Linked DNA regions of Homo sapiens: region 2 is linked to region 1. The links are chromatin loops, found by intact Hi-C in ENCODE. Cell type or tissue: A673. All regions are shown on one strand. Each heading gives the region's core, and the rest is flanking DNA. Links, peaks and the distances in the headings are about the cores only.

What was found. Peaks named below come from ENCODE experiments on the same cell type or tissue, not always from the same donor. Only the 100,000 strongest peaks of a DNase experiment are listed, where the experiment ranks them.
Region 2: it touches region 1 in a loop (10-fold over the local background); 5 of 110 quality-filtered maps call a loop at or near these places.

Annotation. Positions count from the first base shown.
Region 1 is chr11:74,568,507-74,573,882 of GRCh38, forward strand. No RefSeq gene overlaps it. Among named protein-coding and RNA genes, the nearest start is that of POLD3, 21 kb to the right of the region's middle. In A673, for the core only: CTCF peaks have their summits at 2,218 (motif pointing left) and 2,421; DNase peaks (open chromatin) are centred at 705 and 2,185.
Region 2 is chr11:73,961,461-73,966,836 of GRCh38, forward strand. DNAJB13 (DnaJ heat shock protein family (Hsp40) member B13) reads left to right here. Exons shown (of 8, transcript NM_153614.4): 4 at 3,418-3,575; 5 at 4,678-4,791. Among named protein-coding and RNA genes, the nearest start is that of DNAJB13, 13 kb to the left of the region's middle. RefSeq lists silencers at 3,089-3,198, 3,219-3,308. In A673, for the core only: a CTCF peak has its summit at 3,039 (motif pointing right); a DNase peak (open chromatin) is centred at 3,091.

The DNA of each region.
Region 1 (5,376 bases), core at 151-5,150:
ATTACCTCAAAAAAAATCCATATGCTTTAACTATCATTTCCTACCCCCACCCACACCCCCACCCCTCCCCAGCCCTGAGCAACTACTGATGTACAAATTTCCCTATTCTGGACTTTCACATGAATGGAATCATATAGCATGTAGCCATTTGCAACTGTCTTATTTTATTTAGCATGATGTTTTCAAGGTCCATCTATGTTGTGGCATGTATCAGTACTTCATTCCTTTTTATGGCTGAATCATATTCTATTGTATACCATGTTTTGTTTATCCATTCATTTGTTGACAGACATTTGGGTTATTTCCATGTCTTGGCTATTACGAACAATGCTGCTATAAACATTCATACACAAGCTTCTGTGTGGGCATATGTTTTCATTTTCTGCCCATTTGTTGACTCTAATTCTTCAGGCTTTCTGGTGACTCCATGAGTTACAGAAAATTATCTTAAATTTTTTTCTTATTCAAATAAGACAATATTGATTTCTGTTAGCTGGATTCACTTGCAGCTAATTTTTGTAATTTTTTGTACAGACATGGTCTTGCTGTGTTGCCCAGGCTGGTCTCAAACTCCTGGCCTCAAGTGATCCACCCCCATCAGCCTCCCAAAGTGCTGGGATTACAGGCATGAGCCACCACGCCCAGAATTTTCTTACTTTTGTTAAAAGACATGAGGACTTAACTATTTTCTCTGGGGCCCAGTTCTTAGTCCCAGAACAAAAGGGCTATAATTGGCTAATGTGACACACTTCCCAGTTAACCTTCAGTGCTGAATTTAATCTTCCTTATACATTGATGTAGAGAATGAGATCCAGAGAAGGAAAGTGACTTGCTTAAGGTCACACAGCCAGTCAGTGGTACAGTTAAGACTAGAATCTAGAACTCCTTATGCCAACTTAATGTTCTTCCCCCTACACTAGGCCTCCTGTCATCAATTCAACAACTGTTTGTTAAGCTCTGTGGTCATAGGATATATGGAAGAAGCAGGGGAGACAGAGTCCAAAGACATGATTTCTGCTCCTGGCTTTGCCACTTCCTACCTTTGTGACCTTGGACAATTTATTCTGTGTCTCTGGGTCTCAGCTATCTCATACAAAAAAGCAGGAGTTGGAGATTGGAGGCTAGGCAGGGAGAGCGGTTGGATTAGAGGGGACAAGCTCAAATGCCTACAACCTCCGTTTCATTTATTCAATTACATTTTATTCACTTATAATTTATCACCTCCTTTTTTTTTTGAGATGGGGTCTCACTCTATTGCCCAGGCCAGAGTGTAGTGGTGCTATCTTGGCTCACTGCAGCCTCAACCTCCTGGGCTCAAGCAACCCTTCTACCTCCTTCTCCTGTGTAGCTGGACCTATAGGCATGTGCCACCACTTCCAGCTAATTTTTGTAATTTTTTGTACAGACAGGGTCTTGCTATGTTGCCCAGGCTGGTCTCAAACTCCTGGCCTCAAGTGATCCACCCCCATCAGCCTCCCAAAGTGCTGGGATTACAGGCATGAGCCACCATGCCCAGAATTTTCTTACTTTTGTTAAAGACATGATCAATAAATATTTCACACATTAAAAAAAATGTTTAGGCCAGGTGCAGTTGTTCACGCCGATAATCTCAGCACTTTGGGAGGCCGAGGCAGGTGGATCACTTGAGCCCAGGAGTTGAAGACCAGCCTGGGCAACATAGGGAGACCCCTGCCTCTACAAAAAATATGAACCTTAGCTGGTATGGTGGCACGTGCCTGTAGTCCCAGCTACTCAGGAGGCTGAGGTGGGAAGATAGCGTGAACCCAAGAGATGGAGGTTGCAGTAAGCTGTGATTGTGTCACTGCACGCCAGCCTGGGTGGCAGAGTGAGACCCTGTCTCAAAAAAAAAAAAAAGTTTTAAGAAAAATAATAGTACAACCACCTTGATCAATGGCAAAAATAACTTGGCCTCAGTGTTGGGAGAACACAGGGAATGATAAGGACCAAGGCTCACCATGGTAGAGCACAAGATATTTGGATTTTTTAAAAGCCTGAAATATGATTTTACTAGGACATCCCTTATTCTTTAAATTTGGGCAATTAATTCAATTAAACTTTTTCATACAGAGCGTTTTCTAATTGTGTATTGAGGTCCTATCTTTATTGTTATTCTTCATGGAGGAAGGAGCGGCAATAACTCCTAATGGGAGATAGCAAAAGGAGAGGTGACTCTGCCATCTGCTGCTCACTGATGGTATGTACCTACAGGCCTTCAGTAGGATTTAGGTGCCACCCTTATAAAGGGTCAGCTCTGAAAGTCTTTGCTGGGGACATCTCCAATATCCTAATTTGATGGTTGGGGTGTCAGGCACATGGAGGCCTTATATCCCAATACCTGGAAACCATGAAGCCGGCTCCAAGGTAAAGCCCACAAGCTGAATCTGACCTCTGGTAGGCATCAGGCATGTGTTGCCACAGAGCTAAAAGTGTGGCTGGAGAAGGACGAGAGGAGAGGAAAGAGGATTGCGGTGGGAGTCGCCAAGAAAGCTGGAAGCCATTGCACAGCTCCAGGAACAGGGGCAAGGGCTGAGGTAAAAAAAAAAAAAAAAGAGAGAGAAATGAGTGGATTTGAGAAACAGTACAAGAAAATCCGACTTGATAAGACATTGGATTCAGAGAATGAAGGGCTGGAACTGCCAGTGCCTGCCAGTGAGTTGTACTTTGTGCTACCAACTAATCTTCGTAGAACTTCAGTTTGATTATTCATTACCTCCAGCCTATTTTGGCTTCCTACTGAAATCAGGACACAAGGAAATTTGTCACCAGGTAGACAATAAATGTCCCTCCCCACCCCCTGCCAGTCACCCCACTAGTCTTATTAGGAATCCTACACTTGGTAGGAATTAAGAAGTCTTGACTGTGAGTCCCAAGTTCAGTCATTTTCTGGCTGACTGACCTTGGGGAAAGTGACCAAACACCTGGGAGTTTAGTTTTCTCATCTTCAGTTTACTCATCTGAACAATGGAGCAATGGCAACAACAGCTCCCTTTAGGCTGAGCCAAGCTTCATACAAGCTAATGTCAGACATCTATCATCTTATTGAATTCTTGCAACCCCAGGAAATGGGCACTACCATTACCCCCATTATTCAAATGAGGACACTGAAGCTCTGAGAAATTGAGTGGCTTGCCCAAGGCCATATAGCTAGAAAGTGGGAGAAGCTGTCTTTCCAACTCAGACTGCTTAGCTCCAAAGCTTTACTGCTCTGGATCTCTGTCTCAGTGAGCTTTTGCTATAAAATGACCCACCCTGAAACACAGTGGCTTAAAACAACAATCATTTTGTTTAGTTCACAGTTCTAAGGTACAGTATATTTATACAGGTCACAGTTTTGATCTTGGCCAATTTAGCTGATCTATGCTGGATTCCCACATGCATGGGTCTGTGGATAGCTGGTAAGTTGGCTCAATCACATATTTGGTGACTGGCAGTTGGCTGGAGCACCCTGATGCTCCTCCATATAGCCTCTCATCTTCCAGCAGGCTAGCTTAGGCTCATTGACTTGGCGGGCTAAAGATTCCAAGTTTAACAAGAGAAGACAGGCCAGATGCAGTGGCTCACACCTGTAATCCCAGCACTTTGGGAGGCTGAGGTGGGAGGATCATGAGATCAGGAGTTCAAGACCAGCCTGGCCAATATGATGAAACCCCGTCTCTACTAAAAATACAAAAATTAGCTGGGTGTGGTGGTGCATGCCTGTAATCCCAGCTACTCAGGAGACTGAGACAGAAGAATCGCATGAACCCGGGAGGCAGAGGTTGCAGTGAGCTGAGATCACGCCACTGCACTCCAGCCTAGGTGACAAAGCGAGACTCCATCTCAAAAAAAAAAAAGAGAGAGCAGACAAGCCTCCGTGCTCAAGCATGTTTCAAGTCATCGCAAAGCCAAACCAGACTCAGAGTGCAAAAGCACTTTCAAAAGGTGTGGGTAGAGGGAAGGGGATAATCTGTGGTCATTTTTACAATCTGCCATAAATGCTATGCTATAATCCCTGTTTCACAGGGTTGATCACATGAGATAAAGAATGTGAATCAGCTTTGACGTGAATCAGCTTTGTGAACTTCTATAAAATATTGTCCAGAGGAGTGGCATTGTTTAATGATTAGTACTGTATGCCAATAGTACCTCGAACTCAACACATCTGGTAATTATCTCCATTTTCCAGATGAGGAAACTGAAGCCTAGAGAGCTTAGGGGGCTTGCACATGATCATACAGCCAGAATCTGAACAGAGATCTGTGTGTGCAGTGCTCTTCAGCAACTTGATTCTTTATTGCATTGTTCTATAATCCGTTTTCCTGAGCAGGTCTTGTTTTCCCAACTAAAATTCCTTAAGGACTTTTTTTTTTTTTTTTTTTTGAGATGGACTCTCACTCTGTTGCCTAGGCTGGAGTGCAGTGGCGCGATCTTGGCTCACTGCAACCTCCATCTCCCGGGTTCAAGCAATTTTTCTACCTCAGCCGCCCGAGTAGCTGGGACTATAGGCACGTGCCACCAACGCCTGGCTAATTTTTGTGTTTTTAGTAGAGACAGGGTTTTGCCATATTGGCCAGGCTAGTCTTAAACTCCTGACCTCATGATCCGCCTGCCTTGGCCTCCCAAAGTGCTGGGATTACAGGTGTGAGCCACTGCACCCGGCCCTTAAGGACGTATTATAGGTCTTTTATTTCTTTTGTGGCCACGGTGGTGGCTAGCATTATACTAAACACATGGTAGGCACTCACTAAAGACTTTTCAAATGACTGAATCACTCATTCATTTATTTATTCCCTTTTTAAGCAAACATTTATTGAACACCAATTATTACATAGGTCCTGGACACTGAGAATACAGAAATAAATAACACAATATTCCTTTTCTTAAGAAACTCGCCTAGTTAAAAAAAAAAAATTCAACCTGACACTGTAATCTAGCATGATAGAACCTCAAAGGGTTATGACAGCAAAGGAAAGGAGCCCTAAACTAGCCTGGCAGAGAAGATACCTGCCTTCTTTATGGCTGAGGACACTGAGGAGGATACTTCTGAAGAGAGCACAGCAGATGCAAAGACTTGTGGGAAATAACACGGTATGTACCTGGACTTATCAGCAGTCTGTGTTGCTGGAGCATAGGTAAGAAGCAGCTAGGGGTGAGAGGTGAAGTTGAGGTGGTAAGAAGCTCAAACTTGATCTCTTTTTTTGGGACAGGGTCTTGCTCTGTCACCTAGGCTGGAGTACAGTGGCGTGGTCACAGCTTACTGAAGCCTCAAATTCCTGGGTTTAAGTGAACCTCCCACCTCAGCCTCCCCTGTAGCTGGGACCACAGGCACACGCTACTATGCCTGACTCATTTCTTTATTTTTTGTAGAGATGGGGT
Region 2 (5,376 bases), core at 58-5,057, 610 kb before region 1:
CACACCATGAATGTAGCTGCAACTGCTGCCTCACTTGCCTCTGACAGGCATGAAACTCGTGGGTGGACCCACAAAGGCTGCTGCAGAAAAACCTAGTGTCTCCACAACAGTGCCCACCAGCTCCAGACAGAGCCACGGAGAGATGCCTGCCGCCTTCTTCCTGCCTCCCAAGCAGCTCAGGAACTACCTGATGAACAGAATTCAAAGCCAGAACCTTAGCTGCAAGAGAGTCTGGGGGATGTTCCTTTTGGCTCTACAGATTCTCTAGCAGGGAAGGTATGCAAGAAGGAGGACAGAGCAGATGCCAAGTGCCAGCATGGCTACCATGGATGTTTTATAATTTATTATTATTAAAGTCTTGCTCTGTTGCCCAGGCTGGAGTGCAGTGGCACAATCTTGGCTCACTGCAACCTCTGCCTCCTGGGTTCAAGCGATTCTCCTGCCTCAGCCACCCGAGTAGCTGGGATTACAGGTGGGCACCAGAATGCCTGGCTAATTTTTGTATTTTGAGTAGAGATGGGGTTTCCACTCAAGACTGGCCAGGCTGGTTTTGAACTCCTGACCTCAGGTGATCCGCCTGCGTCATCCTCCCAAAGTGCTGGGATTATAGGCATGAGCCACCATGCCAGGTCTAATTTATTATTTTTAATTACTGTCTTATTGATGGGTAGTTTCTTCCCAGTCTTTTGCTAATATTGTATTTGTGGGAAGATACCTCTTGTCTCTTTTGCAGTTAAAACAGTTCTTGTGCTATTTATAGTTTCCCTAATATGCTTGTCTCCCTACCAGACTGGGAGATCCTCCAGGTCTGATTGATCTCAGCGTAGCCAAATCCCAGCCTAGCATCTGACAAGAGTGAGTGTGGATGGGTGGATGCATGAAATGAAGGAAGGACAGATGGATGAATGGATGAGTGGGTGTATGAATGAATAGACGAGCACATGGTGGGTGGGTGGGTGGGTAGGCGGACGGATGGCTGGGTAAATGAATGGATGGCTGGGTAGGCGGATGGATGGCTGGGTAGGCGGAAGGATGGCTGAGTAGGTGGATGGGTGCGTGATTCCAGGTCTGAGACAAACTGACCAAGAGTTGATTTCTGAGGCTCAGAATCATCTTGCAAAGGCAGTGAAAAGACCTTCACACCTGACTTCCTGGCTCCAGTTATACCCACATAAGGCCTAGATTTTTCACTGCCTGTTTTCTCCTACACCTCTTGCCCCTTCTCCCTGACTATACTTCAGCCTTTCTGAACTTCATAAGTTCTTTCCTTCTCTTTTCTGTGCCAATATGTGGGTTACAGCCCCTCTGCCTCAGAGATTGCTCCCACCTTGTGCCACCCTCACGTGTCTGCCAGAAGAAGCTGAGTTTATAAGCTCCACGTGAGACTGAAAACAGCAAGGGGCTTCGAGTAGCGGGCCTGTTTCCAATCCATGCGCTGCCATTTGTGAACCGTGTGATCCTGGGAAAATTTCTTCACCCCTCTGAAACCCCAGCTTCCTAACCATTACATAGCCAAAATAATCATTAAGGCTCAAGGGCTATTATCAGATGAGATAATGTTTATGAAAAGGGGCTTTGCAATCGGCCGGGCATGGTGGCTCACACCTGTAATCCCAGCACTTCAGGAGGCTGAGGCCGGCGGATCACTTGAGGTCGGCAGTTCAAGACCAGCCTGACCACCATGGAGAAAACCCATCTCTACTAAAAACAAACAAACAAACAAAAACAAAAAAACAAAGCCAGGCACAGTGGTGCATGCCTGCAATCCCAGCCACTTAGGAGGCTGAGGTAGGAGAATCGCTTGAACCGAGGAGGTGGAGGTTGTGGTGAGCCGAGATTGCGCCATTGCACTCCAGCCTGGGCAACAAGATTGAGACTCTGTCTCAAAAAAAAAAAAGAAAAAAGAAAAAAAATGAAAGGGGCTTTGCAGTCCAAAAATGCCATACAGTGGACCTTGCCTCCCTACCTGTCTCAGTTCAAAGGAGCCAAGTGAGTCTACAGGGCATCGCTCATTGGGAAAGGTCAGGCTCAGGGTCTGGGCTTCCTCAGGCAGTGCCCAGAAGCTATACTGCCATAGTGCTCCACCCCAAGGGTTCCTGAGTCCCATCTCCCTGCAGGGTTGAGGGGCTGGGCTTCCTGTGGACTGGCTATTGGGGTGTTTACTGCCTGGTACACTGTAGGTCTGGGTGAACAAGTGAATTCAGCAATGCAACAGGAGGACCAGAAGATTCAGGCCTCTTGATTGCCCATCGCATCTTAGAGGGACATAGTGTAGTCACCTCACCATCCCTGCCTAAGGTCATTTCACCATTCTAGCCTGTGAAGTTCATTCCATGGCATTAACCATGAGAGGCAGAATATGAAAACTCTTAACCATAGCGCCCCTCGAGTTTACAGCTTATGAGGGGCTTCCACATCTAGCGATGCGGCGTGGCACAGTGGTTAAGGACACAGGTTCCGTAGTCATATTGTCCTGTGGTTCAGATCCCAACTCTACTGCTTACTAGCTACGGGACCTTAAGCGTTTTGTTTGGGCTCCCTGGACCAATGAAATAATAATGTAAGGTTCCAAAAATAGCACCTGACGCATAGTAAGCTCTCAGCAAGTTTTAGCTCTTCATCTTAATGGTGGAAGGCAGGTCAGGCATTATTACCCCATCCCACAGACCAAGACACTGAAGCCCACGGATCACACAGCACATCAGGGGCAGAGCCAGGATGGGGCTGTCTTTGCACTGGGAGGAAGGATGGGGGCAGCAAGAGGGGTTATGGGTGCAGAGCTGGGCAGGGGCAAAAGAAATTGAGGAAAGAGGAGTTTGGGGAATGCCGGTGGCCTCTCAAATTGTTAGGGACCAACCCTTTCCCTCCCCCATCTCAGCTGACAGCTTTATAGAAACTTGAGTCTGGGGTCTTTAGCAATCTTGGGCTGGGCTGGACAGCGAAGGGTTATGGAGTCTGGGGAAGAGTAGAGAGGACTGGCAGGCTCTCACCTTCCTGCCGAGGACTACCAGCAGTCTCTTCTGGCACTCCTGAGCGCGGCCACCAGAGGGAGTGCCTCCCTTTCCTGAGACAGCCAGAGTTACGGTATCCGAGTTGTGAATAAGAGAGACGGGGAAGCGTTGGGCGGGGTGGGGGGGGAATGTCCCAAGGGGAGGTGAAGCAGTGGGAAATGGCAAAGGATGATAATCACTGCATCTGCAGTTGAAGACAGCTCCTTGGCTTGGCCAGTCTGAGAGGTGGTTATAGGATGCTGGGTGTTACACAGGACACTGAAGAGGTTGGGGAGCATATCTGGATAGGGAGGCTGTGTGTGTGTGTGTGTGTGTGTGTGTGTGTGTGTGTGTGTGTGTGTGCGCGCGCGCGCATGTCTGGGTCTCTGGATACAATTTCTCTTACTCCTCTCCCTACCTCCTGCAGAGTTTTTTGATGCAGAAGGAAGTGAGGTAGATTTGAACTTTGGGGGGCTCCAGGGCCGAGGGGTCAAGAAGCAGGACCCCCAAGTCGAACGGGATCTCTACCTGTCCCTGGAGGACTTATTCTTTGGCTGCACCAAAAAAATTAAGATCTCCAGAAGGGTGAGTACTCAGCTTGCTCCTCCCGGGAGCCACCTATCTCCTGCAGCCTAGCAGCTGCCTCCTCCCTTACCTGGGTGGGAGGACTCAGGGATGGTCTCTGATGGAATTATGGAACCTTAGATTCAGAGACCTAGGATGTTAGAATTCCGGAATCTGAAATTCGGAAGGGACAGTTGAAGACATTAGCCCGGTTCTTTCCTAGTGCAGGAGTGCCCTCTGCAGCCTTCCCAACTGGGACAGGCTCTTTCCCTTCCTTTCTTTCAGTTCAGCCCCATCCCCGTGGGAACTGGAAAGGCTCTGAATGGGAGGAGTCTCTTCTGAATTCTTCCTTCTGGGCTTTACCAGACCATATTCCCAGGATTTCATCAGGGTGCATGCCTCGTGCATAAGAAAGAACAGTGGGCATGGAGGGTGGGCTGGGAGATAGTCCCCAAGGTGACGGGTTGAGGAAGACCCTCAGTGCCTCATGTCTAGTCCTTGGCTTGGCCCTGTCCCATGGCCCAGCCCTGTGCCAGGCATAAGAGCAAGCCCCCTCCACCTTTGCCCAGCAGAGGAGATGCCGATGCGGCCATGCTTTCCACAGATGGAACCCATCTGGACATGCGACTGGGGAGTGGAAGGATCCCCAGTGGGGAATGCACTGGGGGAGGCTTAGATATGTTGACTTTCATTTCTCTCTTTGGGATTAAGAGACTTGCTGGAGGCTCAGGGCCGGGCCTCTGGGATTTGGAGAGAGGAATGGAGTACATTTTCACCATGTATCTGTTAGTGGCCAGGGCTGGAGCTGTGTGTTTGATCAACTAATGGTGACTGCTTGGCATCTCAGCCCCCAGCCCCAGTCTCATGGCATCCTCTGCCATACTGGAATCATAAGTTCTTGGTTGTCATGGCAACAGGATGGGAGTGGGAGTGGCTCAGGGCAGGCTCTCCCCATTGCTGGAGGCTCTTCCCATTGCTAGAGGATTGAGCCCAAGTACAAATCCCATAGAGCATCTTTCACGTGTGCAAAGGTCACCTGAGTGTTCATGAAAATCTGAGCAAATCTCGACTGTACTCATGGAAGTCCTAAGCAGACCTCCCCACACCTGATATGTTGCTATAGGTGCTGAACGAGGATGGGTACTCCTCCACCATCAAGGACAAGATCCTGACCATTGATGTGAAGCCCGGTTGGAGGCAGGGCACACGCATCACCTTTGAGAAGGAAGGGGACCAGGTGAGGGGGGAAGAAGCTGACTCAGGTCAGTCACTGAGCTCAGGCGGTGGGAAGACTGAGGAGGAAAGGAAGGGAAAGGAGGCAATACTTTTTCCTGCCCCTGTGAGCCTTGGTCTGTAGAGAGCCCAGTCTGCAGAGTGGGTGAGATGGGATCCCTAATGTTCCTTCCAAGGAACAGAGCCTTAGCCTTACAGTGCTTCTGTGAACAGGCAGCCCAGGGACTGTCCCCATTTTACAGAGTGGGAAATGGGGGCCCAGAGAAGAAAGGGACTTGCCCAGGGCAAGAACATGGGAGCTGAAAGGAGATCCCAGTCTGAACTCCAGTGTTTTCCTGATTTTCTTCAGTGCTTCTCAGAATAAAGCCCAATTACAGGAGCTACTCAGAAACCATTTAATCATAATAATTTTATTTATTTATGTATTTATTTATTTATTTATTTTTATTTTGAGATGGAGTCTCACTGTCGCCCAGGCTGGAGTGAGGTGGCATGATTTCAGCTCATTGCAGCCTCCACCTCCTGGATTCAAGCAATTATCCTGCCCCAGCCTCCTGAGTAGCTGGGACTACAGGCATGTGCCACCACG